2 separate regions of the Homo sapiens genome follow, and region 1 is linked to region 2. Evidence: read pairs that join two places in POLR2A ChIA-PET (ENCODE). Cell type or tissue: CD4-positive, alpha-beta T cell. All regions are shown on one strand. Links, peaks and the distances in the headings refer to the core of each region. The heading gives the core; the rest is flanking DNA. Region 1 overlaps LRRC2 (leucine rich repeat containing 2). Region 2 has its middle 38 kb from the start of XCR1.

What was found. Peaks named below come from ENCODE experiments on the same cell type or tissue, not always from the same donor. Only the 100,000 strongest peaks of a DNase experiment are listed, where the experiment ranks them.
Region 1: POLR2A ChIA-PET joins it to region 2 with 5 read pairs; 2 of 35 experiments call an interaction of 5 or more read pairs at or near these places.

Annotation. Positions count from the first base shown.
Region 1 is chr3:46,536,705-46,541,093 of GRCh38, reverse strand. LRRC2 (leucine rich repeat containing 2) reads left to right here. Exons shown (of 9, transcript NM_024512.5): 4 at 1,893-2,049. Among named protein-coding and RNA genes, the nearest start is that of LRRC2-AS1, 18 kb to the left of the region's middle. RefSeq lists an enhancer at 1,973-2,032. In CD4-positive, alpha-beta T cell, for the core only: no CTCF peak of the experiment used is centred there; DNase peaks (open chromatin) are centred at 1,273, 1,783 and 2,163; H3K4me3 peaks cover 1,245 bases; H3K27ac peaks cover 1,657 bases.
Region 2 is chr3:46,063,459-46,067,847 of GRCh38, reverse strand. It overlaps a transcript of XCR1 not described here. Among named protein-coding and RNA genes, the nearest start is that of XCR1, 38 kb to the right of the region's middle. In CD4-positive, alpha-beta T cell, for the core only: no CTCF peak of the experiment used is centred there; DNase peaks (open chromatin) are centred at 1,787 and 2,387; H3K27ac peaks cover 1,679 bases.

The sequences.
Region 1 (4,389 bases), core at 125-4,124, 470 kb before region 2:
CCAAAGTGCTGGGATTACAGGCGTGAGCCACCATGCCCGGCCTATCCTAATATTTTTCTTGTTGAAAATAGTCATGAACATAATTTTAGAAATTTAATAATCTTTCATGTGTGCCATTATTGAAAGAGTGGAATGAGGTTATTTATGAGACAGTCAGTACGTTGAAGTGTCAATGAAGAGATTGTGATTATGAGCCTGTGGTCAGCTCCCTGATGACCCAACTCATTTTGTCTCAGTTCCAGGAGGCAACCCTCTGGTGTGGTGTGGGTTCCATTCAGATCAAGAGGTGTCGGGACAGTTTGCCAGGGCCACGAGAAGGGGGCAGGTGGTAACTAGGTAGTTGGCTTCAGAAGCAGCGGCACAGGGCCCTATGCTTGGTTTAATGCTCTGTGCTCACCATCTTGAACTTCTTAATTTTTAACAAGGTGCCTGCATTTTCATTTTGCACTAGGCTCTGCAAACTCAGTAGTGGATCCTTACTGTAAGTGATTCACTTAAATGTCTTTGGGGTTTCAGCTTTCCTCTTCCAAAGGGGCTCACTTTGCCTATCAATTTTTTTTTTTTTTTTTGAGATGGAGTCTCACTCTGTCACCCAGGCTGGAGTGCAGTGGTGCTATTTTGGCTCACTACAACCTTCGCCTCCTGGGTTCAAGCGATTCTCCTTCCTCAGCCTCCCAAGTAGCTGGGATTACAAGTGCACGCCACCACACCTAGCTAATTTTTGTATTTTTAGTAGAGATGGGGTTTCACCATGTTGGCCAGGCTGGTCTCGAACTCCTGACCTCAGGTGATTCACCCGCCTTGGCCTCCCAAATTGCTGGGATTACAGGCGTGAGCCACTGTGCCCGGCCCACTTTGCCTATCTTATGGTACTGTTGCATGAGATAATACTAGAGTGAAAGCACTTTTGCAAGTTAACAGCTTAACCCACACACAGGAGGGCAATGGTTGTAAAGCACATTACAAGTACCAAGTACAAAAAAGAAGGATCACTATGGACTCCATTGCTCCCTCCACCTCCCCTTCAACTGCCATGGAGTTTTCCACACCTCATCCCACCTCCACCCTGTGCTCCAGCCACTTTGCTGATGGTGCGTTGTGGTCAGCTTCTGAGGTCAGGGGACCTGTGTGTCTCGTCTTTGCCCCACCCCTCAGTGCTGAGCACCCCTCACCTGCAATGGGGGCTCGGTAACTCTCGGTGAATTAGATTTCTTCAGCTGGACAAATAGCCTCCTTAAAGTCTTTAAACGCTTCTTGCTTGACACCTTTACAGTTTTATCCCAGAACACTTGAGCTAGGGGAGGCCTTGGACACTGAGTTCATCAATGTCATTTCAGCAGTGGAGACCCAGGGAGGTGGCGTGACTGGAAAATGGCAGGGCCTGGGCCGGAACTCAGGTGTCCCAGCTGACTGTCTTTCTCATGCTTTTTCCCTTTCATAGACTCTTAAGAATATTTGGAAATGTGGTACAGCAAATATTAGAGGTTTATCAAGTATTTCTAAAAGCAACTACAGACAAAGGGAAACGAAGCACAAATTTTGAAATCGAATGTATAGACAGACCTTAGGGGATGTTAAGTTGGTATGTTGCAAATAAATAATACACATTGTGGCTCTAAGTGTGAGTCTGGTTTTTTGTGTTCACTAGGATTTAATTTTAATAACATCATGAATTCACGGCAGTTTTGAAATAGGGCTAATATACTGTTGTGAAGTTGACGACAACTGCGGTGTCTTTGGTTTCTTTTTGAAATGGCTGGAGTGCTGGTGGTTAAGTTTTATGCTCTCGTGTCTGCTTTCTCACTTCCTGTTTTAAAATAAATGCTTGGTTTTACACGGCTTTGTGCACACGGAGGAGCTAGTTCTGATTGATGTCATTCTTTCTATTTTAGGAGCTCCCAGATTCATTGAAGGAGCAGACACACCTGAGAGAATGGTACATAAGCAATACCTTGATTCAAATCATTCCTACATATATTCAGTTATTTCAAGCGATGAGAATTCTGGATCTGCCAAAAAACCAAATCTCACATCTTCCAGCAGAAATCGGTATGTCAACTTAGCAGGGGTCTTCGGGCCTCTGGTGTGTTAAGCAGGCAGCTGTCAGGCAGGTGACAGACACTGTGCAGACACCGTGTTTCCTCTCCAGCTTCCCCAGGAAGTGGTTGGGCAGGGCCGTTTGGAGGCTCCCCAGAGCTGCTTGTTTGCAGCATCCCTTTGGGTGGTGAGGTCGGCGTCTCGCCTGTATAACTCAGCACACAGGACACTTGCCAATTGCTCAGAAACCAGAAGTTTCATGAGTGAGCAATATTTTATTTAGGAACTCTGTGTTTATTTTCTTTTTGTTTTAAACCTATAAACGTGCAGTATGCTTATTAGAAATGTAATGTATTGCTCTTATACATTAGTCCATTGATAAATCTAGTTTAGCTTATGTTGTCTTTTTTTTTCTTTTCCTTGAGACGGAGTTTCGCTCTTGTTGCCCCAGCTGGAGTGCAATGGCACAATCTCGGCTCACTGCAACCTCTGCCTCCCTGGTTCAAGTGATTCTCCTGCCTCAGCCTCCCAAGTAGCTAGGGTTACAGTCACGTGCCACCAGCTGATTTTGTATTTTTTTTTTTAGTAGAGAAGGGGTTTCACCATGTTGACCAGGCTGGTCTCAAACTCCTGACCTCAGGTGCTCTGCCTGCCTCGGCTTCCCAAAGTGCTGGGATTACAGGCATGAGCCACAGTAACCAGCCTGATGTCTTTTTGATGGATCAAAATTTTATAATTCTCAGTCATTATTCAGTTGTGTTATCTTAAAATGAAAATGACAGTGATCATTATTGCTTCTCTTTTTCCTGGGGTGCAAGGAGTGAAGGTCTGGAGCTGCATGGAGCTCCATTCTTACACATGTGCCCTGGGACCAGTGGTTTCGCATAGTTATGTGAAAATTTACCAGAAGCCAAGACCCTGTGGGACAGGTGGCTTGTGGAGCCTCTGGTGTTCATACATGTCTTGCTGGCTGTGTCAAGACTACAAGGCTCTGACCACCCTCTTACCCAGGCCGATCTTGGGGATGCATATGCATGTACTAACCTTGAGGGATGAGGAGACACCTGCTCCCAGGCAAAGAGCAGCCTTGCTAACCACTTGCTGTAAAAGTGGTGGGTTCCCCAAGCTCAGGGTTCTCAGCTGTGATGTATATGTGCATAGCATCTATCCAGGCCATCTGCATCACGCTTGGTAAACTTAGCTGTAAGTGCAACTCACATCAGTATGCTGTGTTGGACCAGGAGCCTCGTGTCTTCTGTCGGTATCCATGAAACAGGAATAGGCAAAATTTATTAGCTTCTAAGCAGGGTAAAATCAAATTTTAGACCCAACAAGGATAAGTACTTCTGTTTCCTTGCCTAGTTTCTGGAAAGGTAGAAAGGACCTTAGAATTTCTATGACTGAAAAGTACCATTTTTGACATGTAAGGGGTCATTTACCTCCTGCCCCTTTATTTTGCAAATTGGAGAGACCCACTGACTGAATCATTAACTGACTGAATCATTATCATTTACATATTACACTAAGGAACTTCTTCAGAGCCTGGGCTAGAAGCCAGATTTCACTATTTGCAGGTCATTTTTGGGCAAGCTCATGGTATATTTAAATAACTGGATAGAGTTTCTGAGGACTGAGTTACTTTTAAAAACCCTTTTTAGGCTGGAGGCGGTGGCTCATGCCTGGAATCCCAGCACTTTGGGAGGCTGAGGCAGGCAGATCACTTGAGCCTAGGAGTTTGAGACCAGCCCGGGCAACATGGCAAAACCCCATCTCTACAAAAAGTAAAACATTAGCCAGGCATGATGGCGTGTGCCTGTGGGAGGATCGCTTGAGCCCAGGAGGTTGAGGCTGCAGTGAGCGGTGATGGCACCAGCCATCACTCCAGCCTGGGTGACAGGGTGAGACCCTGTCTCAAAACAAACAAACAAACAACCCTTTTCAAGTAGAAAGGTTCTGTCCTTATACATTTGAGAAGCCACAGTGGTTGACCTAGACTCAGGGATCCTTGCCATCCTGCCACCTTGGCTTGGGAATCCAGTGGTTGGCAGCAAGATAGATGGGGTATTAAGCATGGAGCTGTCAAAAGGCAGGGCATCAGAGCATCACCATGGGATGAGTCATGCTCACAGTTGTCTGAAATGTCATCAGAGGTGCTCCATTTAATATGTATCTTTGTTCATCTCTTGAAATGTCTTCCTTGAAATTATTGCCAGCCAGATTAACACCTGTTCTTTTTTAACTTCCCACACTACACCAATGTACTATTCATTCTTTCCTTGTGAGCCAGTTTGATTTGAGCAGTGGTTTTCACCCTGGCTACACCTTAGAATCCCCCAAAAAGCCTTAAAAATC
Region 2 (4,389 bases), core at 233-4,232:
CTGAGTTTCTCGTTTGCTGGCCCCTCCACAGCATGTCCTCTTTCCTCTTCTCTCCCTGTTCTCACCCCTATGCACTTTTCAAAACTTAGCCAAGCCACTTCTTCCAGGAGGTTTTCCCTAAATCTCCATGTGACAGTTTTGAAATATGGTCCCCAAGTTAGTTAACAGTCCTCTAATAGAAAGTGATCATGTGTTCCCTGGGGCAGGAATTTGGGCCTCTGTGACCTTTCATAGCTCTGGGCACCAAAGCAGTGTATAATTGACTAATCCAGGGAGGAGTGTTATTCAAGGACACACAGGTGACCTTTGTGGTAAGAATGTGCTATGGGTGACATGAGCTGGCCAGAACTGAAGGCATGGAACCCAATTTAGCCCAACTCATCTCAATCCAACCAGCTAATGCTGCTTATCTTTCCAGTCTCAAACCTTGATGTTCCTGCCTCTTACACCATGCACCTCACCCACACTGAACCCCCTGATGGCCCAGAATATCCACTAGTGCATGAATATTCCCCTAGATCTGGCATTCAGCCCCCTCTCCCTGGATAACTCCTACTTGTCCTTCTGATCCCCCTTTGACATCACCTCCTCCAGGAAGCCTAACCTGCCTCTTCAAAGCTGCTATGCTCAGAGCCTGCCCCTCACATAGAACTTACCACACTGCCTCCTAATCATCCATTTCCATATCTGTGACCTCACAAGTATCTTCACAGGTATTCCTTTTTGAACCCCCAGCACCTAGAGGTATGCTATGCCCAGCTGTGAAAACAAATGTTCACAGCCTGATTGTGCCAATGGCCTGGCTGAATATGCTATGCTCCTGTCCTCCCTTCAGCAAGCATGTATTGAGGTCTGACTCTGTACTGCAGGTATATGGCTTCCTCATTGCACTACTGTCATCATTCAGGTTGCTGGAAAAATCAGCTATTGAGGACCCACCATCTATGTAGTAAGTATCTAACTCATATTAATTTATTTAATCCTCACACCAACTCAGTAAAGTCGGTGTTATAATTATCTGCAATTCAGATAATAAAACTGAGGTGCCAAAATTGCATAGGCACTGAATGCTAGAACCTGGGTTTAAACCCCCGTGGTCTAACTCCAGACCCATGGAATTAACCTCTACTCTGCCTGGCTTCCTTCTTCATGACTGCTTAGACACTTGTTACAAATGCAGAGGCCTGGGCCCCATCCAAAGAGCTTCTGTTTCTACAGGTCTGGGTGGAGCCTGGGAACCTATATATGCCAGGAGCCTCACCTAGTGTAGTCCACACCAACTTCCCACTAAGAAATGATGGCTGTGGCTGGGCGGGATGGCCGACGCCTATAATTGCAGCACTTTGGGAGGCCCAAGTGGGTGGATCAAGAGGTCAAGAGATTGAGACCATCCTGGCCAACATGGTGAAACCCCGTCTCTACTAAAAATATAAAAATTAGCCGGGCGTGGTGGTGCGTGCCTGTAGTCTCAGCTACTCAGAAGGCTGAAGCAGGAGAATCGCTTGAACCCGGGAGGTGGAGGTTGCAGTGAGCTGAGATTGCACTGCTGCACTCCAGCCTGGTGACAGAGTGAGACTCCGAAGAAAAGAAAGAAAAAGAAAGAAAAGAAAAGAAGCAGAGAGAGAGCGAGGGAGGGAGGGAGGGAGGAAGGAAGGAAGGAAGGCAGGCTGTGCCCAAGAGCACCAAGGAGTATGTCTGAGACTACATGGTCTGGTCCTAGTGAGCCTGTCTTGCTGCATCACAACACACTCTGTGCTTACTACCCTCGCTCCCTCCACCAGGAATGCTGTCGCTAGCCTCCCTCCTTCCACCCACCCTTATGTGCTTGAGCAGCAAAGGAGTGAGACAAGGGAGTGAATATATTTTCCTCGGATCTTCCTCTGAGAATGAGTTAGCAAATGCCCCAGGGACATCCCTACGTGGCCTCTTCCGGAGGCCCTGGAGCAGGCAAAGACGCCTCAAGCTTCTCAAATGCCTGTTTAGTCTTTGGTGCTACCAGAAATATCCAAAAGCCTTCATCTAGGACCCTACACACATTTAGAGCACACCGCCCAGGGCTCAGTCCTCTAAGTGCTAACCTTGGTCATTCTCTGAAGCTCCTCACAGCCCTGGTGATTCCAGCAGTAATTTGCTCTGCTTGAGACAGATCTGACCCAGAGAGCAAGGCAGCAGTGGAGCTTGGTGTAGCCCGGGGCCACCACCTGCATTTCCCCAACTCTAATTGGTGATGCCGTGTAAGTGGGCTGTGTGTGGTTGGGTGAGCAGAGCAGGCTTCAAAGAAAAGGGCCTCCACCCAGGAGTCGGTGAATTTTACTGTCACCCGACATCAAGGGAGTATCATATGATATTTGGCAGGTGGCCCAGAACAGCTCAGCTGCCGGAGCTTGTTGTAGAGTGGACAGGTTAGCATTTGGGGGATTCCCCAGAGTGTGGCAAATGGAAGCTCAGGCACCTCTCTTAAAGCCACATCAAAGTTAAGTTGCTAGAAAGCTAGCAAGACTCCTGCAGGTAACAGTCCCTAAGGGGAGCCTGAAAGTGCGGGATGGGTGAAGGTGGGAAGGAAAAGCAGGTTGGGGATTTTCCCCTAACCAATATTACTTGTTTTGACTATTGCTACATAACAAAGTGCCCCAAAATGTAGAGGCTTAAAAGAACCATTTTATTAGATCTTATAATTTTGTGACCCAGAAAGTTGAGTAGAGCTTGGCTGGGTAACTCTATTTTTTTTTCCTTTTTTTTTATTTCTTTATTTTTTTGAGACAGGGTTTTTCTCTTGTTGCCCAGGCTGGAGTGCAATGGCGGGATCTTGGCTCACCACAACCTGCACCTTGCTGGTTCAAGCAATTCTCCTGCCTCAGCCTCCCGAGTAGCTGGGATTACAGGCATGCGCCACCACACCCGGCTAATCTTGTATTTTTAGTAGAGACGGGGTTTCTCCATGTTGGTCAGGCTGTTCTTGAACTCCCAACCTCAGGTGATCCACCCACCTCAGCCTCCCACAGTGCTGGGATTACAGGCGTGAGCCACTGCACCCGCCCTGGGTAACTCTTCCAAGTGGCATCAGTGGGGGTCCCTTGGTGCTGTTGAGCTGGTGGATACCTGGGGCTGAGCAGAGAAGGCTGGAGAGCTAGGCGCAGCTGGAACCATCTACCATTCCTGCATGTGGCCTCACCAGCATGGTGGCTTCATGTGTCGCACTTCGAAAGTGGTGGTCAGAGCACCAAGTGAGAATGTTCCAAGAGACCCAGGTGGAAGCTGCAAGGCTTCTTATGAGCTACAAGTCCAAGAATGTCACTCCAGCCACATTCTATCAGTCAAGCAAGTCAATGAGGGATTTCAAGGGAGTGGAATTGGACTTCATCTCTCAGTGGGAGGAGCAGTAAAGAATTTGCAGCCATATTTAACCTCCCATGATACAAGAGAGCTAGGAAAAACTTGCAAGGCTCATTGTGGGATTTTTTTACTCCATACATGTTTGTTGAGTTCCTGGTATGTGCCAGCTACTGCCCTAGGCACTGGAGAGACAGACCAATGAACAATACAGAGACATGATCCCTGCCCTTATGGAGACTGTAGTCTAAAAGAGTCTAACAAATAATTACGCAGTGCCTGGCACATGATATGTGTTCAGTCAATGTTGAATACTGGTATTATTATTGTTAAATAATCATTAGGGGCCAGACACATTGGCTTACACATGTAATCCCAGCACTTTGGGAGGCCAAGGTGGGAGGATCACTTGAGGCCAGGAGTTTGAGACCAGGATGGGCAACACAGCAAGACTTTGTCTCTACTAAAAATAAAAAAATTATCCTGGCATGGTAACATCCACCTTTAGTCCCAGCTACTAGGGAGGTTGAGGTGGGAGGATTGCTCAAGCCTGGGAGGAGGTCAAGGCTGTAGTGAGCCATAATTGCACCTCTGCACTCCAGCCTGGGTGGCAGAGCGAGGCCCTGTCTCAAAAAATATTAGTAATAACCATTGGGAAAAAAGATTTGCCATAAGCAGATAAACAACAGTGTGCCAAAGGGTACAATCAACAAAGAGGATTACATGTTTAGGAGGTTAACATTTAAGCCAAAGATGAGAAGTAATGAACTAGGGGAAGGGGGACGTGAGAGAGTTTTCAGGCAGAGGAAACAGTGTGTGCCCCACAGTGCAGTGGGCAAGGGCAGTGGGCATCGAGTTAGGCTGGGCAGGTGGCATAAGGACAGATCACCCGAGGCTCTGCCCTTGGGTGTTCATGTAGATCCACCTTCCACCTTTTCCACCTGCCTTGTGCTTCTGAGGACTGATGTGTATGAGCTGCACCCACAGTTCCCTTTTCTCCTGGTTGGCGACAGTGGAGGCACCAGCAGGAGTTTAGACAGGGGAACTCAGGGGTCGGGG